2 separate regions of the Homo sapiens genome follow, and region 2 is linked to region 1. The links are chromatin loops, found by intact Hi-C in ENCODE. Cell type or tissue: Caco-2. All regions are shown on one strand. Each heading gives the region's core, and the rest is flanking DNA. Links, peaks and the distances in the headings are about the cores only.

Region 1 (16,082 bases), core at 2,604-10,603:
CTGGTCTCAAACCCCAGACCTCAGGTGATCCACCTGCCTCGACCCCCGCAAAGTGCTGGGATTATAGGCGTGGGCCACTATGCCTAGCCAAGTCACTTTTAATTCCAGTATAAAAGGCAAAGATAAACGTATTAAAATAACTATAATTTTAAAATATGTTAATGAATACAAAGCATAAATAAATGTAAATAGAGATATCTATAACAAAGTGTAGTGGGGTGAGAAGTAAAAATATAGAGAAACTGTATGCAATTGAAGTTATCAGCTTAAAATAGACTGTTCTATTTTAAATTCAGTTCTTTCCTATAAATAATGACTTTAAATTTAAATAAGTTAAATTCTGAAATCATGTAGAGCAGGTGAATGTTTTTAAAAAAAAAAAAAAAAAAACAAGATCCAACTATATACCATCTACAAGAGACTCACTTTAGATTTATGGACCAATACAGGATGAAAATAAAGGGATGGAAAAAGATGTTTCATGCAAATCATCTAAAATTGAGCAGGAGTGATTATATTAGTATCAGAAAAAAATAGACTAAGTCAGAAACTATCACAGACAAAGAAGGATATTATATAATGATAAAATGGTCAGTTTCCTAGGATAATATTACAATTATAAATATATAGAAACCCGACATTAACACACTTAAATGTACAAAGAAAACACTGGCAGAAATGAAGGAGAAAATAGATGACAATATAAAAATAGTGAGAGACTTCAATGCCCCACTTTCAATAAAAACATCCAATCAAAAAACCAGTAAGGAAACAGCACACTTGAACTATTGCTTTAGACCAAAGGAATCTAACAGACATATGTAGTGCATTCCACCCAACGGCAGCAGACACACTTTCTTCTCAAGTGCACATGGATCTTTCTCTAGGAAAAATTATGTTATGTCTCAAATATATCTTAACTTAAAAATATTAAAATACCAAGGATCTCTTCTTACCCACAATGGAATAAAACTACAAATCAATAGAAGAAAAACTGAAAAATGCAAAAATATGTGGAAATAGAACAACACACACCAGTGGGTCAGAAAATAAATCAAAAGGAAAATTAGAAAATATCTTGAGACAAACAAATCACAACATACCAAAACCTATGGGATGCAGCAAAACGTACTAAGAGAGAAGTTTATAGTAATAAATGTACATATAGACAATGAAATGGAAGAAACAGCCCAGGAATATATCCACATATATAGTCAACTGATTTTCAACAAAAAAAGCCAAGAATATACAATGGGAAAAGGACAGTCTTCCCTCAATGAAGGAAGTTGGAAAAACTAGATGTCCATTTAAAAAAAAATGATCTGCAAATAAATAACCTAACTTTATGATTGAGGAACTAGTCAGGGAGAAAGAACAAACTAAGCCCAAAAGTAGCAGATAGAAAAATAATAAATATTAGGAATTAATGAGTAGAAAAACAATAGAAAAAAAATCAATGAAACTAAGTTTTTTGAAAAGATAAACAAAATTGACAAATCTTTAGCTAGACTAAGAGAAAAAATTCAAATAAAATCAGATATAAAAGAGGAGACATTACAACTTATGTTACAGAAATAAAAAGAAACTACTATGAACAATTGTATGCCAAACAACTTGATAATCTAGAAGAAATGGTAAATTCTTAGAAACATACAACCTACCAATACTGAATCATGATAGAAAATCTGAACAGATCTATAACTAGTAAGGAGATCGAATCTGTAATTAAAAAAAAAAAAACTCCCAATAAAGAAAAGCCAAGGATCAAGAACAAAGCAAGGATGCCCACTCTTACCACTTATAGTCAACATAGTATTATAAGTCTTAGCCAGAGCAATTACACAAGAAAGTAATAAAAACCATCTAAATCAGAAACGAAGGAATCAAATTGTTCCTGTTTGCAGATGACATGATCTTATATATAGGAAACCCCAGAGACTTCATATACACATACACACGCTCACACACACACACACACGTTATAACCAATAAGTGAACTCATTAAAGTTGCAAGGTATAAAATCAATATATAAAAATCAGTTGTGTTTCTATATAGTAACAGTGAACTGCAAGAGAAATAATGGAAACAATCCCATTTACAATAGCATCAAAGGAATAAAATAGGAATAAATTTAAAGAGTTGAAAGACTTATATACTGACTACAAAACATTGATGAGATAAATTAAAGAAGACAAAAAATGAAAAGACATTCTGTGTTCACGGACTGGAAGACTTAATTTAAATGTTCATATTTACCAAAGCAATCTACAGATTCAATGTAATCCATATCAAAATCTCAATGGTAGTTTTCATAGAAATAGAAAAAAAAATTCTAAAATCCTTATGGAACCACAAATGAGTAGCCAAAACAATCTTGAAAAAGAACAAAGCTGGAGAAATCATACTTCCTGATTTCAAAATATGTAACAAAGCTACAGTTATTTTTCAAAGTATGGTACTGACATACAGACAGACACATAGACCAATGAAACAGAAGACAGCACCCAGAAATAAATCCACATAGATATTGTCAACTGATCTTCAATAAAAGAGCCAAGAATGCATAATGGGAAAAGGATTTTTTTTTTTTTTTTTTTTTTTTTTTTGAGATGGAGTTTTGCTCTTGTTGCCCAGGCTGGAGTGCAATGGCGCGATCTCAGCGCACCGCAACCTCTGCCTCCCAGATTCAAGCGATTCTCCTGCCTCAGCTTCCCGAGTAGCTGAGATTACAGGCATGCACCACCACGCCCGTCTAATTTTTTTGTATTTTTAATAGAGACGGGGTTTCTCCATGTTGGCTTGGCTGGTCTCAAACTCTCGACTTTAGGTGATCTGCCCGCCTCAGCCTCCCAAAGTGCCGGGATTACAGGTGTGAGCCACTGTGCCGGGCCGATGAAAGGATCGTCTTAACGAATGGAGTTGAGAAAGCTAGAAGTCCATATGCAAAAGAATGAAATAGTACCCTTACCTTACACCACATACAAATATCAACTCAAAATGGATTAAAGACTTAAATGTGAGACCTGAAACTGTAAAACTACTATGAGTCATAAGGGTAATGATTCATAATATTGGTTTTTTGGATATGACCCCAAAAGCACAGGCAACAAAAACAAAAATAGACAAACGGGATTACATCAAACTAAAAAGCTCTGCACAGGCAAAGAAACAATCAACAGAGTGAAGACAACATCTATGGAATGGGAGAAAATTTTTGCAAACATCTGATAAGGGGTTCATATCAAACAGATATGAATAACTCAAACAACTCAATACAAGGAAACAAATTAACACAATTTTAAAAACAGGAAAAAAAAACAGAATACACATTTCTCAAAAGAAGATACACAAATGGCCAACAGGTATATGAAAAAATGCTCAATATCACCCTATCAGGGAAATATAAATTAAAATCACAATGAGGTATCACTTCAAATCTGTTAGGATGACTATTCTAACAAAACACACACAAAAAAGATAACAAGTGTTGATAAGGATGTGGAGAAAAAGGACCATGGTACACTGTTTGTAGGTATGTCAATTAGTACAGCCATTATGAAAAACAGTATGAAGATTGCTCCAAAAACTGAAAATAGAACTACCCATTTGATCCAGCAATTTCACTTCTGGGTATACATCCAAAGGATATAAAATATGTCAAAGAGATATCTGCACCCCAGTGTTCATTGCAGCATTATTTGCAATAGCCAAGATACAAAAGCAATCTAAGTTTCTGTCAGTGGATGAATGGATAAAGAGAATATGTTGTATATGTACACAATGGAATACTACTCAGTCTTTAAAAAGAAGGAAATTCTGTCATTTGCAACAACATGAATAAATTTGGAGGACATCCTGTTAAGCAAAATAAGCCAGATACAGAAAAACAAATATTGCATGTTCTCAATCATAGAATCTAAAAAAGTTGAATTCACAGAAGCAGGGAGTAAAATGGTGGTTACCAGGTGCTGAAGTGGAGGGAAGGAAAGGTTTGGAAGATGATGGTCAAAGGATACAAAATTTCAGTTAGACAGGAGGAATAAGTTCAAGAGAGCTGTTGTACAACCTGGTGACTATAATGATAATGCATTGTATTCTTAAAAGTCACTAAGAGATTTTAAGTCTTCTCATACCCAAAAAATGATGAAAGGCACTATGTTAGTTTGATCTAGCTATTCTACAACATACACATCTTTCAAAGCATCATGTTGTACATGATGTATATATTTATAATTGCATTGTATATATTTATAATTGTATTGTATACAATTTTTAAAAATTTAAGTAAAAAAGAGAAAAAGGAAAAAAGTATATTCACTCAAAAACCAAAAGAGAAAAAAAGCAAGCCAATAATAAATACAAAATTCTGAATTGCAGTTACCTTGTAAAGGGGAGAAGAAAGGGATGAGATTATGGAGGTATTTACAAGGACATTCAAAATTGATATTTTGCTGTATTATTGTATTTTGTTTTGTTACTTTTAAACTGTATGAATAATATTAAATATTCTGTGTGTATGGTCTATCTCTCTAAAACTAAAATTAAAACACGGACCATCTGAAAACACACACTATTTGCTTTGTACCTTTCATGTGTATCATCTATATTTATTAAAACTAGCTCAGATCCTAACATGAACAAAAATAAATATAATTATATAGGAAAATACATACCCTCTGTAAAACTCCAAACACAATTAAAGAATTATTGTGGTCATTTTAGCATACGTGTAAAAATTTGCACTGAACACCATTTACTGCTAGGGTACTAGAAGGAAGATGGAGCTGTCACGGGTGTCCTCTTCCACATAGCAGGTGGCAATTAGCACTCCAAAGAACTGAAACGGGTTTAATCCTGGAAGCCACAGGATTCCATTTGTGCTTTAAAAGACCACTTGGACTGCTATTTAGTACATTGTAGAAACAGGGAGTTAATTACTGGTAGTCCTAGATTGGAACAGAAGCAGAGGGTAGAACTAGGATTGAGCGGTGTTCGCAGCAACAAAGTCAACAGATTTAAAATCTGTTTTGAAGGTAGAATATGATGTTGATGAATTAGATGTGGAGATAACCTTATAAAATAGTAATATGTCAAAATATCTATAGTTCTCATTCTCTAAAGATGCTTTAGTTACTTCAACAGATTTCTCTGTTGTCTTCATAAGTTCTACAGAAATTAAAAAATAAAAATAAATATCTCTTGGCTAATCGTAACACTGGCAACATGGCTCACGCCATGTCCATGCATATACCTTCCACCAGGGAAAACACGTGGAACCACCAGAAGGTGTCAGAACTGCCACAAACTCTTTCAATTATTGATAATAAATTGTGACACACTATTTTATTCTTTAACATTCTCAAATTTTTATAAAGATAAAGAATTAAAGCCTTTTGCTATCATAGCCAGCTACTGTATGACCCCATTTCCAAATATATTGGTTACATTCTGACCCTGCTTCCTGGAATAATAAAATACACAAATGCTTACTGAGTGCTTGCTAGGTACCAGGCACTGTTTGTAACTCTTGTGAGAATTAACTGGTTTAATCCTCACTTCGGTCCTGGGAGGAAGAGAGTCTCATTATCTCCATTCACAGCACGTGAATCAAACATGTTTATTGCTTCCCAGACTTTAAGTTACAGAAGGAGCTCGGAGTCACACTGACACCGAACTGTGTGTTTTAACATGCCCAAGTTGCACTTGATGGATCTTAAGTGTCTTTACTGATTAATTTTGTTGAAAATACCCAAGGAAGATTCATAAAAATGTAGAAAACATACAAATATTGAGAAAACAAATCAGTCCCTCCCCAAAGATTGAGGATAAGCAATGTCTGTATCATAAAGAGATAAAGAGAAACTAGAAATGCAAGCAAATTTCTAAGCAAATAAACTTGATAGTACCAAGTATTCCAAATGTTATAAAAAATATACAATGAAACCAGCAAGGACCCAAGGACCCCACTTAAAGCTGGAAAAAAAATATGTAACATTGGGATACATAATGCTGAGCTTGATTTTCTTTTTCAACTGTCACACTCTAAACAGATTAAACTTAAAATTTTCTCAGAAGCCACAAGAACCGTATGTGTTTGTTGACAGGGAAGCCATACCACTGGGGCAGAAGTCTCTTACTTGCTTACACTTAAGTACTAAGCCTGTAATGAATGGTTTATAGTGGTACTAAGCCTGTAATGCACGGGTTATAATGGTTTTCAACCTTGACAACACATTAAAATCACCTGGTGTGCTTTCTTAACTAGCTTTCCAACCCCTGAAAGTCTATTCTGTTGGTCTGGAAGCTATCTGAGGCACCAGGAGTTTTTATAAATCCCCAGGAAATTCCAACGTACGATCAAAGCTTGAGAACTACTGCTTTAGATCTAGGCCTATGGAGGTTCTCACCACTGCAACATAGCCATGCTCCGGGCTTAACACTACCTTGAAAGGTAAGAAAATAAGCAAAAGGCTGAAGCCATCTTCTGAATTCCTATAAACCATCATGAGCACTTGGTTAGATTACTTCTTCTGCAAGCACTACCTGTTAGGAAACTTAGCTATCTAGCGAGCCAGCCACCGTTGACAGCTTCTTTTAGATGTATTTGCTTTAACATAACATGTGAACATGCTTGGACAGCAATAAATAGCACAGCTTTCTTCATTGTAACTACGAATTACGTTAACTATGGATTAGACAAAAGAGAAGATGGGAAAGGGAGAAATTGAGGACCTGATATGTGCTAGACATTATGTGCATTTGGCTTTGAATCTTTACAACAATCCTATAAGGAAAGTGTATTTTATTTTATTCCTCAGGAAACTGAGGTTCAGTGGGGATTGAGTGGTCTCCCAAGATCCCAGGGCTACCACAGAGTAACAACACTGGGGAGGTGACACAAACTGCTTTTTACTATACCACACTGCCCCCTAGGGCTACAGGGGTCTATGGCACGCGCTGGAAGTTAAAAGAATTTGAAATACCAGAAGGCAGCAGCCGGCTTGAAATCTTCCCTGGTAGACCTAATTGGATGTGATTGCTCTTTCTCCCAACACTTACAGCCTTTTCTGTGGGTACCACTGGCTTGGCACGGAACTCTTACTGCCTTTTGTTAATTTCTAATTCATGTGCTTTCAACTAATTGCCATTTACGCAAGCTCAGGCAGGGCGAAGACATTCCTGGTATTTTTTAATCTACCTCAGAGCCTAAAATTGCCTTAGAGCAGTGCTTCTCAAACTGTAATGTACATAGGAATCACCTGCGGACCTTGTTAAACTGCAGATTCTAATTCAGAAGGTTTGGGTGGGGCCTGAGATCCTCCATCTCTAACAAGCAGTCAGGGGATGCCAATGGTGCTGGTGAGATCATTCTTACCGTGAATAAAAAGAAGGCAATTATTCCACATAAATGGGGTTTTAAAACTAGACTTGAGGAACAAGCAGCTATGGTTGTGGCTTGTTAACTGAGGTTTCACCACGTATTTCAATCATTTTTTTTAAAAAGGTGCCTCAGTGCTGCATGCAACTATCAAGACTCTACAATCATCCCTTTCCTGTTTAATGAATCTTTGCAGATTGGTTATTTGATAGGTAGGACATCTCAATGTGAAAAGAAAGCACCTACAAAATACAGTTGAATTTCTCATGAATAACACAAAAGAACATTAACTGGTTGGTCAATGTTTTGTTTTGTTTTTAATTAAGGATAGCAGTCTATTCCTTCCACAATTGCTCCTGTAAGCCCTGGGACCTCCTCACATGTGGCCACAGTGTCCTTGGAGCTCCCAGAGTGATTGGGATACTTTTTTTCTTCTTCTTTTGAGAGCATCTCGCTCTTGTCACCCAGGCTGGAGTGCAATGGCGCTATCTCAGCTCACTGCAACATCTGCCTCCCAGGTTCAAGCGATTCTCCTGCCTCAGCCTCCCGAGTAGCTGGGACTACAGGCATGCACCACTACGCCAAGCTAATTTTTGTATTTTGAGACAGGATTTCACCATGTTGGTGGGGCTGGTCTTAAACTCCTGACCTCAGGTGATCCGCCTGCATCAGCCTCCCAAAGTGCTGGATTACAGGCATGAGCCACAGTGCCCAGCCCATGATTGGGGTACTTCTGGGGAAACCTGTGGGTAAACTCTATTAACATATTCTGGACCAAACACGGGCATTACAAACAGCAGCCTCCAGCTCAGCAGATGTGAGTTCAAGCTCTGGCAAACATTTTATTTCTCAAAGCTTCATTTTTCCTCCAGTACCACCCTCATGCAAGACTAAGGACCTTTGGCATAATCCAAAATGCCCAAACTCAATTTATTCACAAGATTATATTCATACACCCCATAGAATAGCTTTTCTCATTCACAATATTTCATTATTGATTTTGTGGTGACACAAAAGAGGGTTTATGCTGTATGTGATACTTTATAAATACTCCTGAAACATGTCATATTGTGGCTCAGAAGAAGACATCTCTATCCCACATTCACCTTTGTGCCCCCCGCTCCCAGACACCATACCATGATGGCATGGAGTTTTATACAGATGTAACTGTGTCCCTTGAGCAGCCTCAATTTCCTCAACTTTAAAAGGGCTAATAATGCCTAGCCTGGATGTTTCCATGAAAATTAAACATATATTTTCCTCCAGAAGTCCCTGGCAACCTCTAGCCAACAAATCCAGACCATTTCCCCCCATGCACCCTCCAATCTTCATCTTACTACCCTCATCCATAACCTCATCTCCCTGTATCTTCTTTCTTTTTAGAGAAATATGACTCTCTGTTAGTCTTTCCAGTTAGGATTCATCCTCTTTTGATGACAACAGTTAGAAATAACAAATAACTTCACACAGTCAGTTCTCTATAAATATTTGTTACATGAATAAACAATTGATCCACCTGTAAAACAAATCAAGGCCAGTAGATCCTAAATATTTAGTTCTAGAAATCTCTACTACTGAGCAAAATCAGTTGGGAAATATTAACAAATAGCAGCTGTTTATGACAAATTCCTTTTAATTCAATTTATTCAAGCCCCCATTCACAAAAAGAAAGGAACAAATCAAAGGTACCACCAATATTTAGAAATCATTTGAGAAATAGTGCAGCAGCCAGAACATCAGGCTGTCAGAAGTACTGTGAGTTTGCCTAAAGCTTACATCTATGACAGCTTTTTTTTTTTTTTTTTTTTTTGAGATGGAGTTTCGCTCTTGTTGCCCAGGCTGGAGTGCAATGGCGTGATCTCAGCTCACCACAACCTCTGCCTCCCAGGTTCAAGCTATTCTCCTGCCTCAGCCTTCCTGAGTAGCTGGGATTACAGGCATGTGCCACCACACCCGGCTAATTTTGTATTTTTAGTAGAGACGGGGTTTCTCCATGTTGGTCAGGCTGGTATCGAACTCCCGACCTCATATGATCCACCCACCTCGGCCTCCCAGAGTGCTGGGATCATAGGCATGAGCCACCATGCCCGGCTATGACAGCTTTTAAGATGTATATAGAAACATGCAAGAAAATGCCCAGCACCAGGAAATTTGTGTGATCCTCTTGATACCCATGTGAGACCACTCATGAATGAACTGAAGATATTGCTACTTCACATTGGAGATTATTATAAAGAGTAAAGGAAATGGCATATGGGTTTTCTATTCCAGCAGCACTTAGTAGATATTCAGAAAATTGCCCATTCTGGCTCATCTTGGTGGCTATTTCCATCCCATTGGCATGGGGAAGAAGAGAAGCAAAGGCTTAATTGACATGTTCGTTGACCTTATTAAAAAAGAAAGCTCTGACCATGACAAACATTTTATGTTAGGCAATCTTCGCTCTTGTAGTCTTCCAAAATCTTATGAGAGGTAGTGTCAAATTCTAAAACATGTAGTTGTACAGGTATGAAAAAATTGCACTCAGTGGCAGGGAAACAGGAAAGATAAACAGAAGAATGGAAAATCCCATCATTGCAAAGAAAAAAAACAAACTTCACAAAAAAAGATCAAATCACACCACCAAATAACATGACACTAAAAAGCTGTAAAAGAAAATCTATGTCCGGGCGCAGTGGCTCACACCTGTAATCCCAGCACTTTGGGAGGCCGAGGCGGGCAGATCACAAGGTCAGGAGATCGAGACCATCCTGGCTAACACGGTGAAACCCCATCTCTACTAAAAATACAAAAAAAATTAGCCGGGCCTGGTGGTGGGCGCCTGGAGTCCCAGCTACTTGGGAGACTGAGGCAGGAGAATGGTGTGAACACAGGAGGCAGAGCTTGCAGTGAGCCGAGATCATGCCACTGCACTCCAGCCTGGGCGACAGAGCCAGACTCCATGCAAAAAAAAAAAAAAAAAAAAAAAAAAGGAAATCTATAAGAAAGCCTTAAAGAAATGTGAAAAAAAAAAGATTATTAATTGAACAAAATTTGGCCTATAAGATAGGCAAACAAGAGACTTTTATCAGAGAGAAAATTTTATTAAAATGAAATTCATATATAAATGGCCCATTTGAGTGAAAGCAATTACCAGCTAAACAAGATTCATAGCAAAATGTCAGAGCCAAATGATTCAATGGCAAACGAAAAACAAAAGTCAGGACACAAGAAAGAGTGCATGTTATTTTATGTTATATATTTATGTACCAATGAAATCACCTTTTCTATTTTTCCCTAAAACTGTTGAGTATTTAAGTAGTAATTGCCTTTAGTGTACTAACTGAAAATCTACTTGATATCCTGTTAATTAGGTTATACATAATATAATCTAGGGGTTACAGTGAACACATTCAAAGGGAATGTGCTCATTATAAAATCCTATTACATGTGGTTACAGTCCCTAACGTCAGTAAGAAAACCTATGGGAATCCAGGTAATTTCCACATTTTAGACATGTGTGGAAATGTCACACCTCCTCCTCTCCTGGAGGTTTCTGAGGAATGTGTTTTATTCCATCTGAAGCCTCAGGCATGTTAGAACTCCTCAGCCAAAGTGTATTCTACACCTTATTCTGCCCTCCACATTGAGGCACCATGCTTCACAAATTTATATCAATGATTATGCTCAGAGGTGTCCTCAGGTATTGTTTTGAGTTTTGGATTTTTTCCAAATTCACATATCCATCTTCCTGTTGATTATCTCCCTAGTGCTGTGACTTAGGTGTGCCACCTCCACTTAGAGAACTATGAGATCTATTAAAAAACAATCTAACATCTTGAGCCAAGAAAAGTACTAAATATCATTGAGGACTAGTTTTGTTTTTCAAAAAAGTAAGCAGACATACCCCAGCTCAGCGCATTCATTTATATTTGCTATTGAAAAACAAAACTTAAAAAATAAAATGCTAATACTAGGAATGCAAGTACTTTGTCTAAGCGAAACCAGAGTAAAAAAACTGAAAATCACTCCATCTCATATCCAGTTCCTGAGTAAGGAGGATTCATGCCCTTGACTCTGAAATGAACCTCATGACTGCCCCAAAGAGTTCATTGTCTACAAGGAAAATTCCGAAGTTGCAGGAAAATATTTCCATCTTACCCACATCTCATTTCCACATCCACCTCTTGGATGATGATTGAAATTTTATGACTACGGCTTCTGCCCTGGGCTTTACATTGTCCTCCACTGAGATGCAGACAGTATTACAAAGTTAACACCTTTAGACTTATCAGTTAGTTTCATCCTCATGTACTGCAAGTTATCTGCCCTTTCCTGAGAGCTGCTTCTGCAAGAGGCAGTGACAGGAAGATTCTAAGAGAGGGTGAGGCCAGGTGCCTAGGAGGAAAGCAGCAGCAGAAAGGGAGAGCTAAGGACACAGAAGGCAAGCCAACCTCTTCTCAATTTTACCTAAGGCTTCAGCAGGGAAAACTGTATGAATACAATTGCAAATGGAACATCTTTCTAAAGTACATAAGCCCAGAGCTGCTTCAGGTGATGTTGCAATTGGAGTCTGGACCTCTGTCCACTGTACTCGTTTTTCTAGTCCCCAAGACATCACAGAGTTCTAGGGTTTCTTGGACCCTAAGGGTCCAGGAAAGATGCTTTGAAAACCACTGGCCTATTGGAAGTTGCTCTTGTGAAAGAGATTTTCTTATCTATAAGAACCATTTCTTTTAAATCTATAATCAAGGATTTATTATTTCAGAGGTTAATTTCTGGATAGGTGGTTGGGAGATAAATTAGAAAAGAAAGATATTGTTATTTTTCAGCCAGATTCTTTGTGCTATTAAGATCTTGATTTTCAAATAAGATGGAGCTAGCAGAAGCCAAGAGGCCAAGGGAGTTTCACAGCTCCATAGACAGAGGCACTGCTTGAGAGCTGTACAAACCCAGACATTCTGTTCTCTCCATCTCCTGTTGCTGCTTCTTTCTTGCTGCAGGTGGGTTTATTCTGTTCTAAGCCCATCTGAAGGAAATGGTCTCAATACTAATTCCCAATTTATATCTTCTCTATTCATGAAACTAGCCAAACCAATTCCAAATCTAGAAAGTACATTCCTCAGCCCAGTTGAGCTGATTATTCCCATCATTCTGATTATTCCGATTATTCCTGTCAGAATAATCTGTGTGTCAACTGTGCCATGGTTAGGACAAGTTTCAGAAAAGGAGACAAAACACTAGACAACCTCACAATAGTTGTCCAGCACTCTCTTCCTGGAAACCATGCCCCTGATTTAGCAGCAATGAGCCGATTCTCCCTATCACCTCCCAACTCCGTATTCAGTGATGTCATATTAGTAGCCTGAAATCAGCCAGGAGGGGAGTATTTATATCATGAAAACTGGCAAATGCTACACATCAGGGCTTTTTTTTTTTTTCCAGACAGCCAATTTACCAGCACACCACTGTCAGGTAAGTCCCCTATAATTTGTGATTGGAGACGGCCACATTAACATCCACCCACACACTGTGAAGTACTGCAGATAACCTTAGTGTCCTTTTCTTCATAAATATGTTCCTCTAGAAGGAACCCAGTAAATATGCTCACCCAAGTATTTTTATGTGTTTAAGAAAATAGTCAGACTTGTGCATCACCGTGGTCAAGTGACCACATCCCTGAGCATTTAGAGTAGTATTTCAAGCATCTCAAGCATTGTCCACTATCTTCATTACAAGGTTAGACACAGGTTAGAAGGATCTTAAAAATTATCCCCTTTCCTAGTAAAAATTAAAAACAACAGCAAGTAGAGAAATCCAGGACAGAAGGTGTGAAGAAACAGAAGTTACAGAAGCACTTGCTGGTATACAGTAGGAGCTCAACAAATATTTGGGAATGTATGAAGAAAAGAAATGAAGTAGAAAGAGGAAAGGAAGTATGGGGGTGGGAAGGAGGGAGGACAGAACATAAACCAAATGAGACGACAACCAACAAAACGACCCCCCACTAAGATAATAAGCAGAAGACATTAAATAATAAGTATAAAAGCATTCATTCACTCAACAAATGATATCAAGTGCCAAACATATGGCAGGGACTTGGCATAAAAAAGTCTATAAGTCACGGTCCCTGCCTCAAGCACTGTACAGTTTTGTAGAGGAGAGATTCAAGTAAATTGACATTTCAATATTAGCAAGTGCTATGATTAACTACCCCATGCTGATCATAAAAAGGCTGGAGATCATAAAAAGGCTTCTAATCCAAACTTGGAAGTCCCAAAAGGTCACACCCACCAAAAAAGAAACATCTAAACCAAGACCTGAAGAACATATAAAAGCTCCTTGAGTGAAGAGGGTGGGGCAAAGGGCATTTCAGGTGGAGGAGAAAGTATACAAAAAGGGTTTGGTGTTGAGTGGAAATAGGCAATGTTGGATTTAACAAGTTCTGACTGGCTCAGGATAGTATCTAAAAGAGAAAGCTGGAGATGTAAATCAAGCCAAGCTATGAAGGTCTCACAAAGCCTTCTCAGAATTGGCACTTTGAGGGCAAAGGAGAACCATCAAAGACTTGAAAGAAGATATCACTTTAGAGAAATCAGGGAGTCCTGTTCATTTTATCTTCTGAATCACTCTCAGACTGGTCTAGCCCTCTCCATCATCACAACTTTCTCTGTCAACTGGATTGACATGATATCTCCAGCTGGCCTCCTTGCCTCCACTCTGTCCTGCCTCTACACTATTTTTCACATGGAAGGCAGGGAGAACAGCTGGGGAGATTGTTGCAACAATCCTGTTGAGAGACTGTTTTGGTGAAGAAGAGAGGTGGTCCAATCTGAGAGCCATTCAAGAGATCGAATAAGCAGGGCTCAGTGAGTAACAGGACTTGGGGCAAAGGAGTCAGGTTTCCAGGTTTCTGACTTGGGCAGCTGGGTGGATAGTGGTGCTCTTTACTTTAAAAAGAAATAAAGAAAAAATAGGTTTACCAGGTGGTATGGTTTGGATATTCATCTCCTCCCAATCTCATGTTGAAATGTGATCCCCACTGTTAGAGATGGGCCTAGTGGGAGGTGTTTGGGTTATGGAAGTGGATCCCTCATGAATGGCTTGGTGCCCTCCTCCCAGTAATGAGTGAGCTTTTGCCGTTAATTCACATGAGATCTGGTTGTTTAAAGGAGCCTGGCACTTCCCCTTTCCTCTCTTGCTCCCTCTTACCATGTGACACGCTGCTCACCCTTCACTTTCCATCTTGATTGTCAGCTTCCTGAGACCTCACCAGAAGCTGAGCAGATGCTAGTACCATGCTTCTTGTACAGCCTACAGAACTGTAAGCCAAATAAACCTCTTCTCTTTATAAATTGCCCAGCCTCAGATACCCCTGTATAGCAATTCAAAGTAGACTAACACAGTGAGATAGATCAGGAGTTTTTGTCCTTGAGGTGCTGTGGGACATCCCGGTAAAGATATATAGTTTATTCAAAAAGATATATATTCATATATATAAAGATTAAAGATATATTGAGATATATGAAGATAGATATAAAAGATTAAAGATATATATTAAAGATCATATATAAGTTATTAGTTATCAACAGTTTATTCAAAAAATAGGTCACCATGATTTATAATTTTTACATGTTGGGTTTTGAGGTGGTTAGTAAAAAACATTGCTTTTCCCCAATCAAATGAGGCATGGGCATAAACAGAAGTAAAATATTACCTTTGATGATTGAGACATATCATGTTTGGGAGACACAGGTTGCAAATGTTTCATTCGTGATTTAGAGAGATGGCCCAGTGATCCCTGCCACCTGGTATTCATGTCCTTGTGGAGCCCTGTTCCATGCTGTATATGGCTGACTCATAGGACTGATAGGATACTGTGAAAATGACAAATGTGACTTCTGAGGCTAGGTCACAAAAGACATTATGACTTGTCTTGCTCTCTCATGGATCTCTCTCTCTCTGGGAGAAGCCAGCTGCCAGGTCATGAGGTTACCCAAGCAGCCCTGTGGAGGCACTCTTATGGTGAGGAACTGAGGCCTCCTGCCAACAGCCACGTGACTGAGCCACCTTGGAAACAGATCATCCAGCCCTCAAGCCCCCAGATGACTGAAGCCCCAACCCCCTTGACTATACCCACATGAGAAAGCCTGAGCAGAACCACCCCTCTAAACTGCTTCTAAATTCTCAACCCACAAAAACTGTGAGATAGTAAATGTGTGTGGTTTTAAGCCACTAAGTTTTGGGGGCAATTTGTTACACAGCAACAGATAAGTAATATAGAAACTTACCTGCCAGGTCACAGCACATATAGTGGAGAGCTGTAGGCCTCCCCACTGGGGCCCTCCCCCTATAAAACTTGAGGCAGTTGTTCTCAGACTCCCACAGGCAACAGAATCATCTGCCAGGCTTATTAAAATACAGATTACTGGGCCCGACCCAAGAGTTTCTGATTCGATAGATCTGAGGTAAAATCAGAAAATGTGGAATTCTGGAGTGAGTTCCAGGGGTTTGGGAGCTGATGAAATGTTGTGGCCATGAGAGGGCACTAACACACAGCAAGCTTTATTTGGGTGACACTGAGAAGTCCGCTCCTGGCAGAAGTTTCTCAGAGCATGAGACCATTCCAAGAGAAAGAGGACAAGGGAACTCCCGAGAGAGAGGGAATCAGAGGGGAGAACTACAATTACTAAGTGGTACCCTCAGCAGCCCAGCAGAGTCTCT
Region 2 (16,082 bases), core at 2,592-10,591, 630 kb before region 1:
ACAACATGGAGAGTCTTTGTATAAGTGTACAAAGCAAAATATTTTTATCTTGTTTGAAAAGTAAATAATTTGTAGATTTCATAATGGAAGAACTTTAGAAATTAAACAAATCATGACATTTGTGGCACTGAATTGCCTGTAATAATAAAGAATGAGAATCAATGATGACAGAAAATGTAAACAACAGATAAGAAATAAGGGTAAATATAAAATAATTTAAATGCATAATTGAATGTCAAACAACTGCATTATTTACTAAATTCACTAAAGTGAATTGTTTACCCACGCACAAATTAAAATAAGGTGTTAGACAAAACATGTCATATTATGTCTTTGATGCTAACAAGTCTAGTTGACATTTTAGATATTCTGAAGAAAGAATTGTATCCAGGTTACTACAAATAAAGTGCAAAGTTTTATACCGATAGAGAAGTTTCAAATACATCATAGGAAGGTAATTTACTTTCTTTATAAATTTTTGTTGGAGAACATACAATTGTAGTACTTCAATGTATCTAAAAGAAAACAAAAAATCCTTTCCTTGGTCTGAGTCTATCTATCTCCATTTGTAAGAATACACCTTTTGTCTGGACATATTTGCTGAAATTGGAGAACCTTACATGCAAGTGCCTTGGGATGTATGATTGCCAACAGCAGGAAATCTGAAAAACTGAGAAGCATAAATCATTGTCAGTTAGAAAACTGTCTAATATTGTTAGTAAAAAGAAAGCACAAAGGAATTAATTAGCATAAGGAACCTCAAGGCATTTATCTAAATGATGCAAACATCAGTTCTTTTAGAGAAAAACTTCAGCACCCTGGAGATAAATAAAGTCATGTACCAGTAGAGGACTTAGATTAATGAAGTGAGGTACTAAGGAGATCTTCTGTCACTTCCTCTTGCCAGAGGCATGGTCCTGCCAAGAGGTCCTGAGTCTATGACATTTCAAGGCCTTTGAAAGTCATGTTTATGTTATCTTATAATTCTATTAAAAGAATTAGAGAAAGCTAATTATTAGAATACAGAGAGCTTTGATTTACTATGCAATAACTAAATGCCAGATATTTAAGAGTATCTAAAATCCTCTCAACAGTCTTGCAAAGTAGGTACAATCATCACTACTCTGAGTAGCAAAATTGAAGATTAACAAAGTTAAGCATTTCTTCCAAAATCATACATCTAATAAGTGTGGAACGTGGACCTAGCTGTCTTGGACTACAAAGCTCACATGATTTCCACCACACCAGCCTGCTTCGTAAAGTTATACTAAGCTGCAAAAATGACTTTATGTTTTTGTAACATTATGGGATGCACGTGGCATTTAAGTACTAAAGCTCTTCAGCAGAGGGTATAAAACTACATCTAATAATGAACGTGTTGTTCAATCACATGTAATATTTGTATAACAGAATTATCAGAAATGTGTCAAAGATGATGTCCACCTGTACCTGGATCACGGTGATAGTATTATGAGTATGTGCATAAGTCCAAACTCATCAAATTGTGTACACTAACACAAATTGTGTACACTAACATGTGCTTGTGTGTATCAATTATAATTCAATAAAGCTGTTAAAAATAAATTAAGTAAAACAAAACATTGGTTTGGAAATTTTGCATGCTGATTTATGATCTAAATTTTAATTAAGTAATTGAGAAAACATTAAGGAATTAAGAATAGGAAAGATAGTAACTAAAAAGAAAATTTGAAATGTGTGAAATTTCAAACTACATGTTCTAATGTCAATATTGTATTGGCCAAGGCTTTAAAAACAAACATATTGGACCTTGCACAATGTATCTTCCAAAGAAGGCCTCCTGTGAATGATCAAAGAAGTGTGCCTAAACAAAGGGAGACATTTTTAAAAGTAGAAATAAAATTGTGTTCAGATTAAGTCTAGGACTGTCACAGACTTACATTTATTTTTGAGTTGAAAAAAACAGGAAAATCCTCTCTTCTATATCTATATGCAAAATTAAATAGGTAAGTAGCTATTATAGAGCTATTTGGAGTAAATATTTCCATGAAAAATAAGCACATTCACATTAAGCATTAAGATGAAGTCATTTCCCAATGTCCTGAATAATGTAATTTTCCCAAGGCATTTTTTTTTTCACTCTGAGAGAACTGGCTCTCTGATCAAACCAAACCAACAAATTCTTAGGTATTTAAGAATTTATCCAGTGTTGTCTCATTGCTGTAGACATAATCAGTCTGTCCTGTATAATAGAAGCTTCTTTAGAGGTTAACAATTAAAAATCTGCATTAAAAAATATATATATAATAGAGGCCAAGCATGGTGGCTCATGTCTGTAATCCCAGCACTTTGGGAGGCCGATGCGGGCAGATCACTTGAGGCAGGAGTTTGAGACCAGTGTGGGCAACATGGTAAAACCCTGTCTCTACTAAAAATACAAAAATTAGCAGGACGTGGTGGTGCATGCCTGTAATCCCAGCTACTTGGGTGGCTGAAGCATGAGAATTGCTTGAGCCCAGGAGGTGGCTGCAGTGAGCTGAGCTCGCCACAGCACTCCAGCCTGGGTGACAGAGTGAGACTCTGTCTCTCTCATTCTCTCTCTCTCTCTCTCTCTCTCTCTCTCTATATATATATATATATATACACACACACACATATATATGAGATATATGTATGAGATTATATATGTACATATCTCATACATATGTGTATATATATATGAGATTATATATATACACATGTCTCATACATATATGTGTGTGTGTGTGTATATATATATATATATATATATACATACATACATACATACATATATATATGAGAAGCAACTACAGAGAGCTCCTATATACTCTGGCCCCCTCCTTTACTTGGTGATAGGTACTTAATGAATATAAAAATTGTAATTATTTAAAATATGCATGTATTTTAACTCCAATGATTCCAGACTGAACAAGATTTTTATTCTAAAAAGTATGAAAACATTTATGACTCTGTGCTACTAAGACAGTCATCATTCATTCCATTTACTTATCTCATCTGCAAGTCTAACTTGCTCATTAAATCATATTTTTTTACAATGTATATGGTGAACTGACTATAAGCATAAGCTTTGCAATTAGGAAGAACCTAGCTACAAACTTTGACTTCACCAAATACCTAGTCTCTCAAGTACCAAACCCAACAAGCTAGATTTTTAAAAATTATAAAACAAATCTAAAATTGGTGTCATGAGGAAAGTCCAATAGTAACACACATTTTCTACCTAAACCCTCAATCAGCAGAGAAAAAAAGTTATAATATGAGGACAAAAATATCTCCCTTATTATTGATAATATATTCATTATTGTGACTTATATCTATGAGCAAATGAGTGAAGCTCCTTACATGAACCTCCTGCAGTAGACAGAGTCATTCACCAAGCATGCCTGATCTTATAAAGCATGTGGCAATGAGCACAGTAGATCATGTACTGCATGCTAGGACCTCATTCCTGAGAAAGCAGAACCATTCAATCCAAGCATTCCCAACTTTACCAAACAAGAAAGTCACTCTATCCTCCCTGGTGACAAGAGAGTAAGAGGCAAGAGAAAGCAGAATGACAGAAATAGATGTCCCTCCACAAGTCAGAAAATGTCAGAAGTAGGAAAGAAGTGGCTCTGATCCCAATATTTTTTAAAAGTGGAGTTTTCAATTTGAAAATAAATAAAATGCACTTAGAACATGAAAATTTTTCAACAAATATTAAGCATTATTAATTGGTATATTATCATCAGTGTCTTTTATTCTGTATTTCTTCTTGTAATAAAACATGTCTTTGACAATGCCTAAAATAGCTAATGCTGTAAAATAACTGCTTGTTACATGTGTGGAATATAATAAGATTATGCATGCTTCCTCTATTTCAAATTCTGGGGTATATTTTTCTCATCTGCATCTCTAGACCCCCTGCTCCCCAGTAAAGGAAAAGTCTATTAACACATATAATGTGAGATTTATACAGCAAAGTTTAAAATGCTTGTGAGAAATGATGAAACAGATACTATTATATCTGTCACACACACACAGTTTGTGGGAGTTGTAATTAGTTCTGGAATGCAATTTTACAATACATATAAAGAGCTTTAAAATGATTTCAAGTATTTTGACCTGATAATTGTACCTATGAGAAAATATCTGAAGACCTAACAAAATATAAATAACTCATTATAAACCATAATTTTAATCTCAGCAACATTTAGAACAGTAAAAAATGAAGAACAATGTAATTGTTTTTCAATATGACAAAGGATGACACTATTCCAGTATACATTTTATGTAGCAATAAAAATCACTCTAATGAATTTTTTATCAGTAGGAGAAACATTTATAAAGTGAAAAACAAGTTAATTGAATTATATATTCAATCATTCAATAAAGTATATTCTATACTTACTAAGTACCAAATACTTGTCTACTTTCTGGAAATATTGTGAGCATAAAATAGACAAAGTTGCTAACCTGACGACATGAGGTGGGTGCAAAGACCAATAAGAAACAAAATAAAAATTAGATAATTCTATATTGTGATACCAGAAAGATAAACTCTGAGAGATTTCCATTTCCAGAAAGATGACTATTAAATGTCCCTAATAGCATCTGTAAATGAAATAATCCAAATGGATTAGATGTTTAATCTTGCAGTTGAGATGTCATGAAAAGAAAGAGTCTGTACATCCTAAAGCAAAGGGAAAGCATAGACAGGAAGGTAAGTGAAGACAAAGTCAGATTTTGTTTACAAGTGTCTCTCAACCCTGGAGCTCTTGGGCTTCCTCCTTTTGACCACAAGGGATGGAAGGTTTCTGAGTTAATGTCTGAGACCTCACCAAGGAGGGGAATTTTCAACAGCAAACAAATATTCAATGCAGATAATTAAAAGGTCTATATAGCCTCTGAGATACAAAATTTTCCACATAGAAATATATAGAAGAAAAATATACATGACAAAGGAGCAAAGGCAACATAGTGGAGCAAATGTAGTCTTCTCAATAAATGATACTACAACAACTGGACACCCACATGCCAAAAAAAATGAAATTACACACAGACTTTACATTTTGCACAAAAATTAACTCAAAGTGAATCATAGACCTAAAAGTAAAGTGCAAATTATGAAAGACTTATAAGATAACAAGGGGGAAAATCTACATGTCCTTGAGTTCGTGATGACTCTTCAGATACAACATCAAAGGCATGATCCATGAATAAAAGGAATTGATAAGTAGGTGAATGTATAAGCAATGGTACATTTAGACAATGGCATCTTATTCAGAGCTAAAAAGAAATGGACTATCAAGTCATGAAAAGTCATGGAGGAACGTAAAGTGTCTAATAACAAATGAAAAAGTATATAGCCAACCTGAAAAGGCTAGATACCATATTATTCCAACTACAGTGTATGTGACATTCTGGAAAAGGAAAAATATAGAGATAGTAAAAAGATCAGTGGTTGCCAGTGGTTGAGGAGACAGAGGATGAATATGTGGAACCTAGGATTTTTAGGGCAGTGAAAGTATTCTGTATGATACTATAATGGTGAATACATTTATAAAACCAATAAAATGTGCAACACCAAGAATGAACCCCAAAGCAAACTATGGACTTCGGATGATAATCATGTGTCAATGTAGATTAATCAGTTGTCACAAGTGTGCTGTTCTGATGCAGTAAGTTGATAATGAGGGAGGCTGTGTATGTGGGAGGGGGGTGGAGTATATAGGAGCTCTCTGTAGTTGCTTCTCAATTTTTTCTGTGAATCTAAGACTGCTCTAAAACAATGAAGTCTGTTTTTAAAAACTAAAATACCTAATTTAATTTGTATGGCATTCCTAGTGCTTTATAATCTCAAATACTTACAATAAGTATGTGTATAATATTACCGAATTATGTTTTATTTATAATTATTTTGACTTATCTTGACATCCAAGGAGTATAAGTAAATTTAGACTCAGTCTCAAATTAAATATTCAAATTGTATAATATTTAATGCCAATTTTTATAACATTTAATGCCAATTACTGTTTAGTGATTCAAATTAGGGGAAAAAATCCTCTGTTTGAAGAAGTTTTACCCTTTTTGCCATTTCCTTCTTCTACTTTCTACCATTTATTTCTTCTACCTTCTGCTTGAACAATGAAGTGATTCATGAGAGCTTTACTGTAAGGTTTCAATTTTAATATAACACTTAATATAACACTAAAACCACTAAGATAAATACATGCAGTATGATTTCTGTCTCTTCCTGATATTTTAAGAGCTAATGGTTCTCCCTCTCTGTGAATTAAAACATTACAAAAAGTATTTCATATATATATATACACACACATATATATATGTGTGTGTGTATATATATATGTCCCAGTGGCAGCAACATCACACAACTCATCTAAGACTGGGTTCAGGGTAGGGTTGCTCAGTTAAATTTGAATTTCATATTAACAACAAGCACTACTTTTTTGTACATATCTATGTCTCTCTCTCTATATATATATATATGTGTATGTGTCTATATATACATATATATGTCCTTATGTATATATGTATATATATATATAGAGAGAGAGACATAGATATGTACAAAAAAGTAGTGCTTGTTGTTTATGTGAAATTCAAATTTAACTGAGCAACCCTACCCTGAACACAGTCTTAGATTAGGTGTATGATGTTGCTGCCACTGGGAATCCTAGAACTCTCATTTTTCTTCTTTCCAACTTAGTGGTTAAATGTTTGTATTTCTGGGAAATAAGGGATGCCTACTAAGCATCTAAATACCTGAAAAGAACTGCTTGGAGAAAGGTACGGATCTAGATAACTGGGTATATTTTCATTCTTCTGCAAGTAAGTGCAAATACAAATCAATCCCTTGCAGAAGAGAATCTCTAGACAGCTAGTAGATATATATTCCTGTATGAGGATCCCAGTCTTCACTATGTGTTCCATATGTGGCTACCTAAACAAATATAGTAAAGCTTTTAATCACTTGACCCCAAAACTTTCATTTGGCACAAAGATATATTTTATTTAACAAACTTACTAAATTTAATTAATACAGCAATAAATTGCATAAAAGCAATGGTAAATTGCAAAATAGTCTAAGGTGATGTCATTGCTAGCTTAATGTTTAATTACTATTTTTGTTGTTGAATAAAGAATAAATTTGGCCAGTTAATTATTCAATATCCATTGTGAAAATATAATGTATACTAATATTAATAATGTTAATATTATTGAATGTTTCCAAAATTAGTACTAAAAATTTACTTTATAGTGCCTGGTGTCTTAAACTTCATGAATTCTTCATCTTGAGTTATATCAAACATCCATGTATATACCCACTGGCTTAGATAGTACTTTAGCTTAACTCTGTAACAAATGATAATTACACAAGGTTTGAAAGATCTGTAAAACCCGTTGTCAAAACATAGACCATGCAACAGGCTTGGCATCATGTTTCTCTTTTACTCATTAAAAGATGTTCATTTAATCCCTTACATTGGTTTTCCATGAGATTATACCTTCTTTGTAATAGTACAAGTTGGAGGCAGGGGGCGCCAAGGGGGAGAATCTAGTTAATAAGAAAGGATGTATTTCTGAAAGTAAAATATAGCTGTTTATTCTTTCCTTTCCCTACACCTCATCTCATCTTAATATTAGGTTTATATTTTTATGACTTGTACAATAAAACTCCTTTTTTTTCTATTTTAAAATTCCCTACATCTTATATTTGTTTCACTTTGTTGCCCAAGTCCTCTAGATAATTAGAATTTTCTCCTACAAATTTTTCATCTTTACTGTAAGGCCCTTGAACAGCATGAGCCTCGTTGATTTATTCAGCTATAACCTTAAAACTTTGGCATCCAACTTTACATGTGAATGCTGCTGCTTTTCCTAACAAGGCCCTGGGAGGATGACCTTATTTGGTGTATGTTTTGTTAGATTCATCCCTTGAGCTTTTCTTCCAAATAGGGATAGAAAAAGAAGGAAAAGAAATGGAATGTCCCAACAGGGCTCATAAGTATGGCCCAACTCTTTCAGTTTTCTTCCTAATGAAGAAATGTTAAGCTTAGTGAGTAGACTGCCTCTTCGATAACTTTATCCACACACAAAATGGCTCGCTTATTATTAGACTAAATCTCTTTACTAAAACTGGTGTTACTCTCAGATTAGCATTTTATGTTTTTGTTGTTGCCTGAATAACTTTACATAATTTTAAATATAACAAAAATCTGTATAAAACCAGCAACCACTTTGAGGTCATATTTTGCGACATCTGGGGTCATACTTTGCAAATATGCCTCATAATCCTTTGCCCATCAGTATATTTTTACTAGTTTAAATGTTCACTCTGAGTTCTTAGTTTTCTCAAGGCCCATTATGCTTTTATACTGTTAAGTTAATATTCTAAAAGTGAAAATTTGAAAAAATGATTAATGGTGGCATGAAAAAAATAGTTTCTCAGGAATATATGTTGACTTGTATGGACTGTTGAAAGTTTTATCATAATATTAAATATAATTATTCAAGTAGGGTATTACTTTCTGTAACACTTTGATTAATCAGTCACCATTTATCTTTATCTGTGGTAGATAAAAATGTCTGCATTTCTTAAATTTACAATTTCTATCTCTTCCTCCAGGTATCATTGTATACTGACTTTCTTTGTTGACTATGAGATGATATTATTTCATCAGAAGTAGTAGTTGTTACTGTAACTAGCTAAATGCTTTCAACAACACTTGCCATTTTTATATTTCCTTAACAATGTCCAATAAAATTAAAAAGTGGTCATTATTGTATCTTCTAAAAAACTTTGATATAGTGACCATATATTAAGATCAAATTGCTTTTACATTTTATTCTTTTATGTCATATATATTTCAATTCACTTTTATTTAAATGAAAACTGAAAACTGGTTAAAGCAGAACATACACAGAGAATTGGAAGACCATATTAAATGTGACAATGATAAAAGAGACTTAGGAGAAATTCTAGTCAGGGCAAAATTTTTGTGAAACAAGGAGTGAAAAAATAATTTATGATTTATTTATTTAAGGAATTGTAAATTAGGAATTTCAAGTTGAATATGTGAATCATTTTTCTATTTCTGAAAGAGGTTTCAAGCTCAAAATGTCCCAAGCAATTTTTGCTCTTTCCCCTCACAGCTGACATTTGTCCTATATTTTTTGTCTTAGTCAATAGAATCATCATACACCCACTTTCACAAATAAAGATCTTGTAGATATTCTTAATTCCTTTCTGCTCACATCCCACTTTAAATTAGTCACCAAGTTCAGTCTATTTTATTTTCTAAATATCTTACTTTCTCTCTACCTTCTTTCCCTCTGCCATTGTAGTCCAAGACAATATTATCTTTTACTTAAACTAAGGTTCTCTTAACTGGTCCTTCAGTTCTCTTCCCCTTCTGTCCTTCCTCTTTTGGGGCCCTAGAATTGCATTTCTAAAACAAATCCACCCGTGTTGGTTCTCTGCTCACACACTTTCAGTGAGGCCACATGGCTTGTAAAAATCCAGGTTCCTTCTAGTGGTTTTCTAAATTAATCATACATGACTTTAAAATACATAATCAAGCGTTCTACATTCCCTCCACACTTGTATTGTGATTGCTTTTTTAGTATTCCTCCAAACTCAAGCTGTGAGTTTCTAGAACTCAGGAATTTTGTTTTACTCATCTAAATGTATAGTTTGAGTTCCATAATAATTTCTCCTTGAACTTTTTTTTCACCTGCTATGAAAGTTTTAAAATCTCACTCCTCTTCTTCACTGACCTTGCTTAGGCACTTATGAGCTCTGCGCTGGTTTCTTAACTGGTTTCTAACCTCCAACTTTGCACTTCCTCAAAACCATCTTTCATGTAGCCTCTAGACTGAACTGGCTGAAATTTCATTTGCTTAGTACCCTTTCATAACTTATTTTTCTATAGGGTCATGTCTATGTTTCTTAACATGACATAGAATGTTCTCTACCAATCATTCATGCCAACCTCTGGAGTGTTATTTATTCCCATTTCCTGTCCTGTTATCATATGGTTATATATATCACATGGACCCGTTATCATATGGTTTGATTAATCTAGTAGTTAGTTCCTCACATCTATTTCATGCCTCATTGTCCATGCAGTTTCCTCTATCTGGCATTATCCCTGACTCTTATCTTTCCTGTATTTTGCTGGATAAACTTCCTATTCACCTTTTAAAACTCAGTTCAGGCACTATACCCTCTAGAAAGTGTTCTTTGAATCCTGTCATCCCACCTCTATTGAAGCTAAGGGCCCATCCTTTAAGATCTTATAGAACTTGTGGCATTACCGTATCAGTTTATTTACTTCATTTTTTGGAAAACAGTTTATGTTTCAATCAATGAGTTCTATATATCTTAGAAGAAAGAACATGACTTCTCCTTCAAGAAGTACCTAGAACAACGTTGACCAACTATGAGGTGCTTAGTAGATACTTGTGGAACAGAAGTAAATTGCTGATCATAGCTTTTCATTTGTATCTCCAATTTTTTTCACCATGTTCCAAAAACTTAGATTTTTATATGTGCTGTTCTATTTTCCAACTTCCCTGAATTTATTCATGTCATTTTTTTTCCCTGTTGAGAATGCAACCTTCTTTTAAACCACCCTATGGAAATGCTACATAATTGTATAGAGCTATTTTGACTGCCTTCTCCTCCCTAAGGCTTTTGGTGATTTCCTCATATTACTGAACTAAATGCCTACAGCAGTCTGTTTCTTGTCATCATTTTATTTGACAGCTATGGGTCCTTATTTTACTCATTTCCTGATACATGGTTAGCTTCAAGAGGCTAAGTGTGTTTTTGTTTGTGCTTGTGTTTTTGTTGTACTACATATTATATATCATAATTCTTGTTAAAATAGATGTTTCATATTTATTCATTTGAAGAGAACTATTTCTGCTATTGTTTACAGAAAAATTTTCCTCAAAATTGCAACTTAAGTAATAATTTCCAACTACAAAAAGTTGCTTACAGAAACCAACTAAATGAAAAAGAGATTATCTAATAAAAACACAAAAACTTGACATAACTTCAAAAAAATATATTCTGAAGAAAAGGTCAGCACAGCTAGCTTCCTGATGGGCTGACAAGCCATTCCTCTAAGGGATACTGATAAGTTGGTAAAAATAATAGCTAATAACCTAGATTCTATAGAAAAGTAAACTAGGTGGTTATCAGACTAAAAAAAAGAGGTAAACACATCTACCAGGGAGAAATAGATGTAATGAGAAAGATAACCATGTAGCTTGCTTTCAGACAGAAGTAAAAATAGCAAGGTTTTATACCGAATTAGGGAAATAACAGAAGGACTGGATCAGTCCTCACATGCAGATAGAATAAATCCCCAATATGGTTCACTGAAGAGTAGTGGAGTATGTCTATGAGAACACAGAATAAGTACTCTACTGGGAATACTCAAGATCTCAGCTGAACTCTCCGTCTTCTGCTACCCGCACCAATCCATCAGACAATAGAAAAGTGGGTGGGCACAAATACTGCTCTGAGGATAAAGAAACCCTTCTCAGATATGGCATAAATAATCTCAAATATTCCTATATCACATGAGAATAAATTCTCAACAGAATCTTTCATTATGGACAAGAAAACTAGAAAAAGTAAGTAGTTACGCAAATTCAACACAGCAAACACATGAGATATATACCATAATATCAAAAGGCAAAGTACTAAATTTGAAGAATTTATTTAAAGTAACAGAAGAAATTTTCTCAAAATTATTTCACCCTATAGAACACAAAAGAATATAGGTTTTGTGTGTGAGCTTATTAAGAAAATAAAAAAGGCAGCTTCAATAAAAGTAAAAAAGAGCAGACCCAACTAAGATTATTGCACAATTAGTAAATATAGTAATATAAGAAGCAGCAAGGAATGGAAAACACTGAAAACCATAATACATACATGGAAGAGTGCCTCTAGATTATCACTGTGAGTACAGCTTAAAAATAGGAAGTTATAAAAGTAATTGGAAAGAAGCTAATACATATGCATGATGGATAAAGATAATCCAACATAGATAACTGATATAAGTGAAATAGAGAAATCAACAAATGGAAGTAGGCTTATTCAACAATTTAACACAAAAATGTTCATGAAGAGGAGAAAAAAATCTCTGAAACTTGAATGTGAAGTCACACATTATATCTCAGCAAAATTTTATTAAGAATTCTCAATATTTTAGAGAGAGAGAGAGAGAGCCCCCAAAGCCTATACCCATTAATGGCCTGACCTCATTCCCCCACACCAACCCTCGGCAACCACTGTCTACTTTCTGTCTTTATAGATTTGTTTATTCTTGATATTTCATATAAATGTAATAATAAGATATGTAGTTTTTCTGTCTGACTTCTATTGCTTAGTATGATGTTTGAAGGTCAATCCATGTTGTAACACTAATTAGTAATTCATTTATTTTTATTGCCAGATAATATAGATATACATTTTATTTATCCATTAATTAGTAGATGAATGTTTGAGTTGTTTCTACATTGGGGCTCTTATGAATAATGCTGCTATTAGAATTTATGTACAAATATTTGCTTGAATATCTGTTTTCAATTATTTTCCATATATGTATAACTAGAAGTGAAATTTCTGGGTGATATGGTAATTCTATGTTTGTTTGAGGAACCAAGGAACCACAAAACAGTTTTTTCTCAGTAGTTACACTATTTTATATTTCCACCAGCAATGTATGAAAGTTCTAATTTCTTCATTTACTAATTATGGTCAGTATTTTTTTTTGTTTTATTAGCTATTCTGGTAAGTATGAGATAGTATGTAATTGTGGTTAATGATTAATAATAGTGAGCATCTTTTCGTATGCTCATTGGTTATTTATATGTCTTCTTAAAATATGTAATTTTGAAAACAGAATTACTTTATCCTAATCAGTTTGTTTCAAATTTTTTAGAAACTTGGAGGAATATTTTAAAGAATTAATATTTTCTGTCATGATTGAAATTTTGTAATTCTTTTCATTCCACCTTAGTTTTTCTTCTGTTATTTATATATTAATGTGTTTTGAAATTATATCTGTAATGTGATATAGTTTTGTGGTGCATATTAATACCTTTCCCTCTATAAATGAAAAAAGCATGTTAATTACATCACCTAATGAGAAAAATTAATTTTTCTGACTGATAGAATTTGGATGATGTTTTAAAACATGTCTTTTAAACACTAAAGTTGTGTTTAAATTTACAACAAATTTACTGTTTATTTTCTTTAAGATAAACATGTATACACATTTTTTAAAAGAAGACACAAAAATGACCAGCAGGTATATGAAAAGGTGCTCAACATCACTAATCATCAAGGGAATGTAAATCAAAACCACAATGAGACATGACCTCACACATTTTAGAATGGCTATTATCAAAAAGACAAACGATAACAAATGTAGGCAAGGATATGGAGGAAAGGGAATCCTTGTACACTGTTGGTGGGGAGGTAAATTGATAGAGCCATTATGAAAAGCAGCACGGAGAGTTCTCAAAAAATTAAAAATAGAACTACCTTATCCAACAATCTGACTTGGGGGTATATAAAGGAAATCAAATCAGTATGTCAAAGAGATGCCAGCACTCTCACATCTATTGCAGCATTATTTACAATAGTCAAGATTCAGAATCAACCTGTGTCTATCAAAGGATTACTGGATTTCAAAAAATGTTCTTTCTCTCTCTTGCTTTCTCTCTCTTTACACACATACACACAGACACACACACACCCACACACACATGAATATTATTTAGCCTTTATAAAGAAGGAAATACTGTCATTTGTGACAACGTGAGTGAACTTGAGGATGTTATGCTAAGCCATGCATAAAAACACAAACACTGCATGATCTTACTTGCATTTGGAGTCTGAAAAAGTCAAACTCAGAAGTGGAGTCACACTCAAGTGATGGTTGCCAAAGGATGGGGGTAGAGAAAATGAGGGGATGTTGGTCTAAGTCTACAGAGGTTCAGTTATGCAGGATGGATAAATTCTGGAGTAATGTGAAGCACGATGACTACAGTTAATAACACTGTATTGTTGTCTTTGTGTTACTGTAACAAATTACTACAGACTGGGTAATTTAAAAAACAACAGAAATTTATTTCCCACTATCTGGAGGCAAGAAAGTCCAAGATCAAGGTGCCCGTACAGTTAGTATCTGATGAGGGCTGCTGCCTGCCCCAAGATGGTGCCTTGTTGCTATGTCCCTCTGAGGGAAAAATCCTGTGGAAGATGGTACAGAAGGGTGAAAGGGGATGATGCTAGTTCCTTCCTGAACATTTATAAGATCACTAATTCCATTCATGAGGCTCCATCCTCATGACTTAACCACCTGCTAAATGTCCCACTTCTTAATACTAGCACATTGGCGATTATGTTTCAACACATAAATTTGGGGGGATTCATTCAGACCATAGCAATTGTATACTCAAAATTTGCTTAGAGAGTAAATCTTAAATATTCTCACCACACACAGAAAAATAAGTTATCTATTTGAAGTGATGGATATGTTAATTAGCTCTATCGTGGTAATCATTTCACAGTGTTTAGGTATATCAAGATATCACATTGTACACCATAAATATAATCAATTTCCCTTGTTAATTATACCTCAATAAATGTGGAAAAACTAAAAATAATAAGCATATATCAAGTTTACAACAATGCAATAATTTGTATTAAGAAATGAAAGAGACTTGGGTGTGGTGGCTCATGCCTGTAATCTCAGCACATTGGGAAGCTGAGGCAAGCGGATCACTTGAAGTCAGGTGTTCAAGACCAGCATGACCAACACAGTGAAACCTCTGTCTCTATTAAAAATACAAAAAATAGCTGGGCATGGTGGCACAAGCCTGTAAACCCAGCTGCTCGGAGGCTGAGGCATGAGAATCGCTTGAACCCGGGAGGCAGAGGTTGCAGTGAGCCTAGATCACGCCACTGCACTCCAGCCTGGGAGACAGAGTGAGACTCTGTCAAAAAAAAGAAAAAAAAGGAGGGGAGACAGATTCGAAATGGTTAACTAAAAGCAGCTCATGTGGACTGCTGTCATGGAAAGGAAACAAAGTGCTGAGCAAATACTAAGTTTTATGGTGAATCGTTTAATAAACCACATCAGGACACATCAAGGGGGCAAGAGAATACATGGGTGACAGAGAAGAGTAAAGCAGGGCAGGTGCCCACTCAGGACTGGTACAGAGCTAGGAGAAGCTCCCCAACATGTGGAAAGGGTGAGAGAGTAAGAGCCCCCAGGGAATCCACATTTCCCACAGGGACCTGTGCAATACTGAGAATGAAAGAATCCTCTTTCACAACCCCAGCAGGCCTCTAGACCAATACAGAGATCTGCCCAGAGTTTCTGAAGAGGTATCACTCAAGACCACAGGGGGCCCCACAGGCCTTAGACTCCTCGGCAGCCCAGGGCCAGCTGCCATAATACCAATAGAGGCAGTCACAGTGCTGGAGGAGCAGTCAGACTGCTCCACTCCTCCCTGCCCAACAAGGCTCTTCTCCTGCTTCCAGTGCAGCAGCCACTCTACTGCCTGAACTCTGCCAATGGGCACAGTTCTGTGTTCCCCTGGAAAAAATCCAGAAAGTAGACTGGGCAATTCCTCCCAACCCCACGGCTACTAGCCAGGTGGGACCTGCCACCTCGGGCTTCCAGCACAGCAGCCGCTCTCCTGCCTGAACTCTGCTGGGGAACACAGCCCTGTGTTCCTCCAGGAAACACCCAGACAGTGCATGGGGTAACTCCATAGCCAGGAAAGACTCTCTGGCTTGGGCAGCACCCAAGGAGGGGAGGGGCTCCTACACCCAGAACACTGAATGGGATGAGACGCCTGGGTTCATGAACTGACAGGGGAGAGGGCCATGCCTCCTTCTGCAGAACCAGTTTAAAAAGAGTATGCCCTGTCCGCTAGCTGTGGCCTCTGTCTGAGGGTACCCCATGTCATGAAGCACCTAACAAAGGAAATGTAGGCATGGTGCCAGTGATGGGCAGGGGTTCCTC

Evidence for each region. A loop is a pair of places that touch in the nucleus more often than their neighbours do. Peaks named below come from ENCODE experiments on the same cell type or tissue, not always from the same donor. Only the 100,000 strongest peaks of a DNase experiment are listed, where the experiment ranks them.
Region 2: a loop joins it to region 1, with 13 times the contacts of the local background. A loop is called at or near these places in 6 of 110 quality-filtered maps.

Annotation. Positions count from the first base shown.
Region 1 is chr13:60,618,135-60,634,216 of GRCh38, reverse strand. It overlaps LOC105370230 (a long non-coding RNA gene), which reads left to right and starts at 15,324. Exons shown (of 3, transcript XR_007063921.1): 1 at 15,324-15,383. RefSeq lists an enhancer at 4,528-5,207. In Caco-2, for the core only: a CTCF peak has its summit at 6,917; a DNase peak (open chromatin) is centred at 6,936; H3K27me3 peaks cover 115 bases.
Region 2 is chr13:61,247,081-61,263,162 of GRCh38, reverse strand. No RefSeq gene overlaps it. Among named protein-coding and RNA genes, the nearest start is that of MIR3169, 55 kb to the right of the region's middle. RefSeq lists an enhancer at 15,569-15,618. In Caco-2, for the core only: a CTCF peak has its summit at 7,343; no DNase peak of the experiment used is centred there.